Regions from separate parts of the Mus musculus genome. Here region 1 is linked to region 2. A link is a loop called in an ENCODE intact Hi-C map of the cell type or tissue named here. Cell type or tissue: heart. All regions are shown on one strand.

Region 1 (5,000 bases), 54 kb after region 2:
AGCGGGGCTGCAGCAACGCGGGGATTGGTGGCTCTGCATTAGAGGCGGGGCACGGGCGGCTCAGGGAGGCTGTCTATTGGGTGCCACCGGCGGCCCCTCAGGCCAACAGGTGCCCGAGGAGGCTGAAGGCGGGGCCCGCGCGCGCACAGCCTACAACTCCCTAACTCCGCCTCCTGTGGGCCAGGTAACTTTGCAAAACCCGGGAGGCGGAAGCCTCCGAAGACAACCCCACCCCCGCATGCGCATGCGTGCCCATCTTTGATCCCCGGAGGCCACGCGGAGCTTGCTCCCAAGGGGCGATGGGCCGGGCTTGCAGGAGGGCACGCCTTGATGACACACTTTCCTCTTATTCGTTTTCTGATTTTGCAAACGGATGATGGGAAAAAGGAGGGTTCTGGTGCGGAGTCTGGACACGCATGGCCCAGCTTGGAGTCAGAGAAATAATTGTCCGGCCTATGACTCTCGAGGCAAGTTACTGAGCTTCTTTAGGCTACTTTCTGCCTCTTCAATGGGGTTGGTAATAGTACCCGCGTCTTAGACAGGTATTTGTCTCCCCTGCTACCACCACGGCCCAACCAGACTGACTTTCTCTCCTTGTGTTCCTTGAACCTCCCCCATTCAGCTGACTTCCACCTGATGACCCTCTTCTAGCCCAAAGCCCAGTGTGCATGCTCTTGGGATTTGTTTTGGTCAAATAGACATCCCTTTTTCTGAAGAACTGACTTCCTATGGCCAGGGTGGTTATGGAAGGATTGGTTGTCCATCGTGTGTGCGCGCGCACGCACCCGCGCGAGTGTGTATTGGGGGACGGGGGGACGGGGGGCGGTTAGGGCCAATCATACTATTCCATATGAGATTAAACAGAGGCTGGGGATTAACACAATTGGTAGACTGTCTAGCAAGCACTAAAGGCTGGGTTATCGCCCCAGCATGGTATATATGATATGGTGGTACATGCCTGAAATCTCAACAAACTGGTGATAGAGGCAAGAAAATTCAAGGCCATCCTCTATACATGTGGAGGGAGGGGACTAAAGCCAACTAATTGTGTGACATAAAAGCTAGTTCCCAAAGAAGGGGTTGGGCTGTCCACACCTTTTTGTTGTTGTTAAAGATTTATTTATTTGTTTTATGTAAGTACACTGTCACTTAAGATACACTTAAGGGCATCAGATTGCATTACAAATGGTTGTGAGCCACCATGTGGTTGCTGGGAATTGAACTCAGGACCTCTGGAAAAGCAGCCAGTGCTCTTAACCACTGAGCCATCTCTCCAGCCCCTGCCCACACCTTTAATCCAATTCTTTGGGATGTAGAGACAGGCAAAGGGCAGCCTGGTCCACATAATGAGTTCTAGGCCAGCTGTCCATAGAAAAATAAAACAAAAAGATCAAAACAAAGTACACAACCATTTGTGAGTCAGGGAGTGTGTGTGTGTGCAAGCTGATGTGATAGCTGGCTCACAGAAATGAAAGGACAACCCTAGCTGTTGGCTCTCTCCTGCCATGTGGGTTCCAGGGACAGAAATCAGGTCAGCAGGCTTACAGGCTGACTGTGTGTGGATATTTTTCCTGAATGTATATCTGTGCACCATGTTCATGCCTAGTGTTTGCAGAGGTTCTAAGAGTAACCAGGTCCTCTGGAGTTACAGATGGTTATGAGCACCATGTGAGTGCTAGAAACTGAACTGAGGTCCCTTGCAAGAGCCACAAGTACAGTGGGGCATGGTGGTGCACGCCTTAATCTCTGTACTCAAAGGCAGAGGTAGCCTAGTTTTCATAGTTTCAGGGCAGCCAGAGCTACATAGAGAGAAAGGTCTTATTTTGGGGTGGGGCAGCTGGCTGGTGAGGCAGAGGCAGGTAAGTGGATCTTTGGAGTTTGAGACCAGCCAGTGTAGTCTACAGAACTACTTGTGTAGTTCCAAGACAGCAGGAATACACAGAGAAACCCTCATTGGGAGTGTGTGTGTGGGTGTGTGTGTATGTGGGTGGGATATACAAGTGCTCCTAACCACCAGGGCATCTCCCTAGCCAGTGGGGTGTTTTTGTTTTGGTTTTCCCATGGTGGTGCTTTTAATCCCAGCACTCTGAGGCCGAGAGGCAGGTGGAGTTTGAAGCCAGCCTGGTCTACAAAGCAAGTTCCAGGATGGCTAAGGCTACATACACCAAGAAACCCTGTCTCAATAAAAACAAAAAACAAAAAAATCAGTGTATTTATTTGTACTTTTTTGGGTGGGTGGTCTCTTCTCTCTCAATATATGGGTCCTGGGAGTGGAACTCAGTCTTAGTGGTAGGGCTCCTTGTGGCACAGCCAGTAAGAAAGATCCCTGGATGGGCAGCCAGGAGAGGTTCATGCTTGCCACTCTTCCAGAGAAGTTTGGGTCTCAGCACTCAGACCATATAGTTGTGACCTGCTGCCCTCTTCTGGCCACCATGGGCACTGTACACAAGTAGTGTACACACACAAAACAACTAAAATGAATTTATAAAGAGCCCTGGAAACCCAGGGTTCTGTGCTGTGTGCTGACCCTTAGCAAAGCCCTGATGGGCTGTTCACAGCCATGGAGTGGCAGGTGCCATAGCCTCAGCATCAACAAGTGGCCAGGTAGTGGGATGGAGTGAGCAGGAAGCAGTGTTCTAGACACTGGCAAGAGCAGGCACCTGGGCTAGGAGCACACTGTGCATCCGGGGGGACCCTGTGCCCCCTCCTTTGCTATGGCAACCTGAGGTGAGAAGGCACATCACCTCTTGAGTGCATGTACCCATCTGTGGGCTGAGAATGTGTCGTGGACAAGGGGAAGCCCCATACATGTGTACACATTAGGCATGCACATCCAGCTCCCTCCCAGACTCACATGGCCCTCAAGTTCAAGGCAAACACCCACATGTGACAGACAGCTTTTCTGCCTCAGCCCTGTGGGCTGCCAATGGTAGAAGGCACTGTTGTGGGCTCTGCTGGGGCGAAGAGGGGACCCCTGTTCTACCAGGAAGGATGCAGACAGCATGCCAGCTCCCAGAACTGTTTAATCTGATCCTGGCACTCCTGCTCACCCTCTGTGTGGTCTGAGAACACATGGCAGGTGTGTGAGCAGCTGTGAGCTCTGCCCTCCCACCTGAACCTGCATGTTCCCTGCATCTCAGTGGGACTGTCTCTGTGCTCGCCATGGCAATGCCCTGTCTGAGATGCCATCCCTCAGAGGCTCCCCCTTTCTGCTGGGTTCAGCTCAGCCTTTCGTAGAGGACTCCCACCCCCCTACTTGTTCCCCTCTATGATACTATCTGGCACCCGTCAGACCAGAGCCACTTCACCATGCCAGCAGGAGCCCTTCTCCTCTTTGCTGCAGAATGGCGAGTTTATATTTATTTTGTGTCTCTCCCAGCAGACTATGTTGTCTCCCAGGGGCTCTGCCAGTCTGGTGGACAGCTATGACCCCAGTGTCTGGGCACAGAGATGTGGAGAGAATGTCATAGACACATAACCTCAGTCTGCCACCTGTCTCCTGATTGTAGGCACATAAACCCACAGTAAAATTACCCACACTCCAGGAGACCCCTAGCTCCTTCCCTGACCTCTGACCGTGTACCTCAGCCCAGTATCCCCCAGTCTCCTCCGGAAAGAAAAGACACCACTCTCCTGCACTTTGCACAAAATGTATTTCTGTGACATCCTGAAGTACAGACATTTCCCCAGACCCAGGTAGGAAAGCAATGGGATGCGAGTTCTGCTCAGGGCCTGCAGGGCCAGAGGACGTGGGATGGAAAGGATGGGCTGAGGCTGCCCAAGTGCTGCATGGGCGAAGCAACCTGGCAGGGAGAGTTTCCTCTGGGAAGATCAGTCGCCTCTCCCTGAGTTCTGGGAGCAGCCAGGCCCCTTCTGACTGTAGGCAGGCAAGCCCGGAAAAACGGGCACAGAGAAGAAAGAGGGCAGAAAAAGCCACACCAGAGGCTGCTTCCAGGGCCAGCTTTGCTCCCTAAAGCCTGCTTATGTGCATGGGTCTCCTCAGTAGCTACAACAATGAAAAGCAATGCTGAGATACAAGGACAGGGTGCAGGAGATATCCAGAGAGCTTGCTGTTACTGCCTGTCACACAGCGCAGCAGCTTCTCAGGGACAACCTGACTGGGCTGGAGGGACAGAGGACTGTCCAAGTGCTGGTCTGGAGGTGGCTTCCTGCTGCCACTGTGAGGCTGGAGTGGGGACCTCCTGCCTTGGAGGGAGCTGTAGTATCTTCTGGACAGCGGGTGGGCTCAGCTCTGCTGCTGGTGGGAGTACCTGGGCACTGGGGTGCTGTGGGCAGATAAGGGCTACAGAACAAGGAAAGACCCTGGTCCCGGAAGGTGCCAGCTGCCAGAGCTGAGGCGGTTTGGGGCATGTTTGGCAGAAGGGGCAGTGTAATTGCCCCTGAGTTCTGACCCTCTCTGGGCTGCAGCCTTCAAAAACCTAGGGGCCTGAGGGAGACTTGAGGCAGCCTTCCTCCATAGCAGCATGGCCACAGACAGGCCTGGCCAGAGAGCAGTGGGCCAACAGAGCCCTGCTTCTCCAGGGTCCTCTGGACAGGATCTGCTTGGCCTAAGGCCTGGGAACAGCTTACTCTTTTGGCCCCAGATGGCTCACAGCCTGGAGCACCAAGGCTTCTGGGAAACCCAGTAGGGCTGGACTTAATCCTAAAGCTTGCCAGCCTCACTCACCTGGGAACCTGGGCAGGGCACTCAGGCAGGGATCAGGGATGTTGAGTAGCCTGCTAAGGGCCAGCTCCTCCCACAACAGACAGAAGCCAGGCCAGGGTCAGCTCACTGGGAAGGGGCCAGGCACTCACAGCATTAGAGGCAAGCCTGGCTGGGGCAGGAGGGAACATGGCAGCAACCAAAGCTTGGAGGCGGACCAAGAGTGGCAAGGAGCTGCAAAGACTCGGGAGAAGTCATACACACAAAACTTCACACTTCCTAACCAAAAAAAAAAAAAATATATATATATATATATATATATATATATATAATATAT
Region 2 (5,000 bases):
CCACCAAGGTTCTGTATATGAAGCCCCTATAGGCTGAAAAACCCTAGAAATTGGGTTCAGTGCCTTTCTCAGCCCCACAGGATACTACATTCAGACATGGTCCCTGGCAGCCAGCTGCTGTATTATTAACTTCATACTTGCTCAGAATTCCCAGGTGGCAAACCTCCAACACAGGGTCCCATCTCACCATTTATGCATGTCTGGCACTTCACATGGTGTTTGGGAAGCAGATGTGTATTTATGTACACACACACACACACACACACACACAGGGGTGCTTGGCTCTGGCAGGCCTGAAGGGGTTGGCCCCACAGCCAGCCACATGGGAACAGAAAAGGCCTTGCCAGTCCCTTCAGGCTCAAGTGAGGGAGAACCAATTGGGAGCTGCTGTGTGGAGACTGCTGGAGCCAGTCCTACAGTGAGCAAAGGGGACAGAGTCAAGTCTCAGGTAGAGGCAGGCTGGTGCCAACAACACTGGTGGCTCCTACCTGTGGTCTCAGAGCTTGGGAGGCTCCTCTGGGCTCCACACATGTGCACATATAGCCACAAAGTAATGATGGTAGATTCCAATTTCTGCCTCTCAGAACCAGATGTCTGGTCCACATGGAGGTCTTGAGGTATGCACACCACAGGGTCCACTGTGAGCTGTTTGGGTGGTGTCTGCTACTTACTGTCAAGGTTGAGCCAATAGAGGGAGGGGCTGGAGCAGCAGGGGTAGTCAGCGCACGCTAAAGCAGTGGTTCTCAACCTGTGGGTCTGGACCCACTTGAGGGTCATATACCAGATATCAAGCATATCAAATATTTGTTATAAGCCAGGCATAGTGGAGCACACCTTTGATCCCAGGAGGGCAGAGGCAGGCGGATTTCTGAGTTTGAGGCCAGCCTGGTCTACAAAGTGAGTTCCAGGACAGCATGGCTATACAGAGAAACCCTGTCTCGAAAAACCAAAAAAAATAAAAAAATTTTTAAAAAATTGTTATAATTCACAACAATAGCAAAATTAGTTGTGAACAGCAAGGAAATAATTTTAAGGCAGGAGGTTACCCCAACATGAGGAACTGTATTAAAGTGTCGCAGCATTACATCAGGAAGGTTGAGAAACACTGCTCTAAAGGGATCTCTGGACTGGTCCAACTCCCTGCTCAGTCCTGGAACTTGGATTGATAGAGGAAGCAGCTGCCCACCTCGCCAGGACAGCAGCCGAGGACAAGCCATGCTAGACCTAGGACAAGTCAGGGGTCAACGCATCAGCCCAGGTGGACAGAGCCAATGTCTTCAGTGGTCAGAGCGCTGTGGTCATTATGGTGTGAGGGTACGTGTCTTTAATTCCAGGACTCAGGAGGCAGAAGCCAAGACAGAGGCAGGAAGACCAGGCTAGACTGGTCTACACAGCAAGTTCCAGGACATCCTGAGCTATTCTGTCTAAAAAAAGAAAGGAAAAAAAAAAAAAAAAAGAACAGAAAATGTGATCTAACTCAGCCACATTGACTAACAGCTACAATGCTACCACACAGAAAGTGGAGGTGGGGGTCACACCTTGTCCTTGGCTACATATTAAGTTTAAACCCAGCCGGGAGGCACTGGACTTTCTTTAAATTGTTTGGCTTTTTTTTCTGTTTGTTTGTTTGTTTTGTTCTTTCTGGTTTGTCTGTTTGTTTTTCTTTGTTTTTTTTTTTCTTTGTTTTTTTTTTTTGGTTTTTCAAGACAGGGTTTCTATGTGCAGCCCTGGCTGTCCTGGAACTCACTTTGTAGAACAGGCTGGCCTCGAACTCAGAAATCCACCTGCCTCTGCCTCCCGAGTGCTGGAATTAAAGGCGTGCACCACCACGCCCAGCCTGTTTGTTTTTCGGTTGCTTGTTTTCAGAGGAAAAATAAAGAGTGTGGATTTGGGTGAGGGGAGGAGTTGGGAGGAGTTGGGAAGAGGGACCCTGATCAGAATATGTTATGTGAAAAAAAAAGATTTTAAAATAAAAAATAATGGCCCACGCACACGCGCATGTGTGTGTGTGCGCGTATGTGTGTGTGTTTCTGATTCTGGGGTGAAGCCCAAGGCCACAAAGTCAGCCCCTTCACCCTCTTTTCTGATGGACCCTATTCACCTGGTCTTGACAACGAACAAGAGGCCATCAGAGTCCCTTGGCTTCTCCAGGCCTCAGGTCTCCTCTACCCCACACCCCCATCCATGACTGTTCCCTTCCAAGGCCTGTGTGAACACTCGTTGATATACACTCGATGTGAGAGCACTATAGCAGACTCGCACCTATCTGACCCAGTGTTAAGGACATGTAATACCTCTTAAGAGCACTGAGCAAGGGGGCTGGAGAGATGGCTCAGCAGTTAAGAGCACTGACTGCTTTTCCAGAGGACCTGAGTTCAATTCCCAGCAACCACACGGTGATTGGCAACCATCTGTAATGGGATCTAATGCCTCTTCTGGTGTGTCTGAAGAAAACAATGGTGTACTCATACATTAAATATATATGTGTGTGTGTGTGTGTGTGTGTGTGTGTGTGTGTGTGTGTATACATGGACTAAGCAATGCAGATCCAGCAACCAGGCCCAGCGTCCCTCCAGCGTGTACTGTCCACATAAACTTGCTCTCACCCTGAATATGCAAGTGCTGTTTCTCCCACTTCCAGGGTCTGAAGATGAAGATGAAGATGACCTTCAACTTCTGGTCCTCTTATTTCTACCTGGAATTATAGGTATATGTCCCATACGGACACACACACACACACCCAGCCACACCCCTAGCTGAACTTGGCTCTGAGTGCTTCTGCAGCAAACAGCTACTCAAAAGACTTGGACTCAAGGGAGAGGCCAGGCCGGGAGATGAGCTGTATGCAGTAATCGCTACATTTCTGGTTAGTCTGGGTCTTTTCACAAGGCCTTAAAAAGGATCTAGAGACAAAAGTGTCACACACCTTAATCCCAGCACTCAGGAGGTGGAGGCAGGAGGATCGTCCTAAATTTGAGGCCAGTTTGAGCAACAATGTCTCAAAGCAGGGAAGGGGGCCCCAAAGCAGGGAAGGGGGCCCCAGGCATGCTGGCATGCCTGTCAGCCCAGTACCAAGACTTTGGTGGGAGAAGCCACAGGTTTACTTAATGGCACAGGCTCCAGCAGAGGGCGCCATGCATGTGCCGTGCTAGACAGGCAACACCCCAGAAGGCATGCCTGGAGAGAAGGGTACTCAACCATTCACATTTAAGTGAGCAGGAGACAAGCACAAGGCGCCTACCCTGCAGTCCAGGGGATGTAAAGACAGAAACTGTTCAGCTCATATGTCCTAGGTTTCTCTCAAGGAACTCAGGGCTCCTCCCTGAGGAAAAGGTCCTGTCCTAGAGATGAGTGTGCACTGAAAGCAACTCCACACCACACAACTGCACACTTTAAAAGAGCAAGGTGGGGCCAGGCGGTGGTGCATGCCTTTAATCCCAGCCTCCTGGAGGCAGAAGCAGGCAGATCTCGGAGTTCAAGGTCAGCATGGTCTCTATAGAGCGAGATCCAGGACACAGAGGGATACACAGAGAATCCCTGCCTTGAAAATTCAAAGCAAACAAACAAAAAAGAGCAGGATTGGGCTCAGCCAAATGGCTCAACAGGCAAAGATGCTCACCACTGAGCCTGTCCTTCAAGACCTGCACAGTGAAAGGAGAGAGCTAACTCCCACACTGTCCCTGTGACAGACATGCACTGTGGCATTTACACTACTGCCCACCACACACAAAATATAACAATCTTAAAAATAAAAACATAAAATAAAGCCAGGTGTGGTAGCGCACACCTTTAATCCCAGCACTCGGGAAGCAGAAGCAGGTGAATTTCTGAGTTCGAGGCCAGCCTGGTCTACAGAGTGAGTTCCAGGACAGCCAGGGCTACACAGAGAAACCCTGTCTCAAACCACCACCACCCCCCAAAAAAAAATCATAAAATAAAAATCAAAGATCATAGTGGAGCAGCCAGCCGTGCAGGCAACTGAGGCAGAAGGATCACATGACCCCAAGGGTCTGTAATAACCTGAAGACTGGTTTATTTTACGTCTATGTGTGCTTTGCCGAGAAGACAGTGGCTGTTTTGGAACTGGATTCAAGATCTGAGTCCTCTTCAGGAGTAGGGAGTGCTCCCTCCCTACTAAGCCACAGTCTTGGCAGTCCACCTGGTACATGTAGACTTTATTTACCATTATCCTTTTTTTTTTTTTTTTTTGAGGCAGGGCTCATGGAATCTAGACTAATCTAGAACTCATTATGTAGCCAACGCTGGCCTTGAACACCTGACTCAGTGTCCGCCCTGCACCGCCCGTCCCCCCCACACCCCCAACCCACAGTCATCAGCTACCAGACCTGGCTACCTTCTCCTCAGAGGATAGACCTCCTGGTACTTTTGACAGCAGACTGAGTTATGCAAGTAGTTACTAACTCCAGCTCAACATAAAATCGGGTTCCCAGATCACACCAAACACCTGCTGTCCAGGGTCACAGCAGGCTGCAGGCCGTATGCACCGCTAGGGCATCCCAGAGGTTCAAAGCACTGGAGGGACAGATACTCAAACTCTAACCCTCTGCCAAGGGAGCAGCACCACACTTCCATATTCGCCATGGTACTTCCCACAAGAACTAACACAACCCACTAAGAAACAACCACGGGCTGGAGAGCTGGCTCAGCGGCTAAGAGCACCCACTGCTCTTCCAGAGGTCCTGAGTTCAATTCCCAGCAACCACATGGTGGCTCACAACCATCCGTAATGAGATCTGATGCCCTCTTCTGGTGAGTCTGAAGACAGCAACAGTGTACTTATGTATGACAATAAACAAATCTTTGGGTTGGAGTGAGCAGGGACTGAGCGAGCGGGGTGGACCGGAGTGAGCAGAGATCCTAAAATTCAATTCCCAACAACCACATAAAGGCTCACAACCACCTGTACAGTGTATGCATATACATAAAATAAATAAGCAAATATTTTTTTTTAATACACAAACTGGGCATGTGGTGCACGC

Evidence for each region. A loop is a pair of places that touch in the nucleus more often than their neighbours do. Peaks named below come from ENCODE experiments on the same cell type or tissue, not always from the same donor. Only the 100,000 strongest peaks of a DNase experiment are listed, where the experiment ranks them.
Region 1: a loop joins it to region 2, with 7 times the contacts of the local background. A loop is called at or near these places in 18 of 42 quality-filtered maps.

What each region holds. Positions count from the first base shown.
Region 1 is chr2:30,093,649-30,098,648 of GRCm38, forward strand. Zer1 (zyg-11 related, cell cycle regulator) reads right to left here. Exons shown (of 16, transcript NM_001290503.1): 16 at 3,635-5,000. Among named protein-coding and RNA genes, the nearest start is that of Zdhhc12, 2.5 kb to the left of the region's middle. In heart, CTCF peaks have their summits at 180 and 2,437 (motif pointing left); DNase peaks (open chromatin) are centred at 173, 2,653 and 3,283; H3K4me3 peaks cover 1,507 bases; H3K27ac peaks cover 1,109 bases.
Region 2 is chr2:30,039,513-30,044,512 of GRCm38, forward strand. All of the region lies in intron 1 of Wdr34 (WD repeat domain 34), which reads right to left. Among named protein-coding and RNA genes, the nearest start is that of Wdr34, 6.9 kb to the right of the region's middle. In heart, CTCF peaks have their summits at 3,118 (motif pointing right) and 4,801 (motif pointing left); a DNase peak (open chromatin) is centred at 3,119.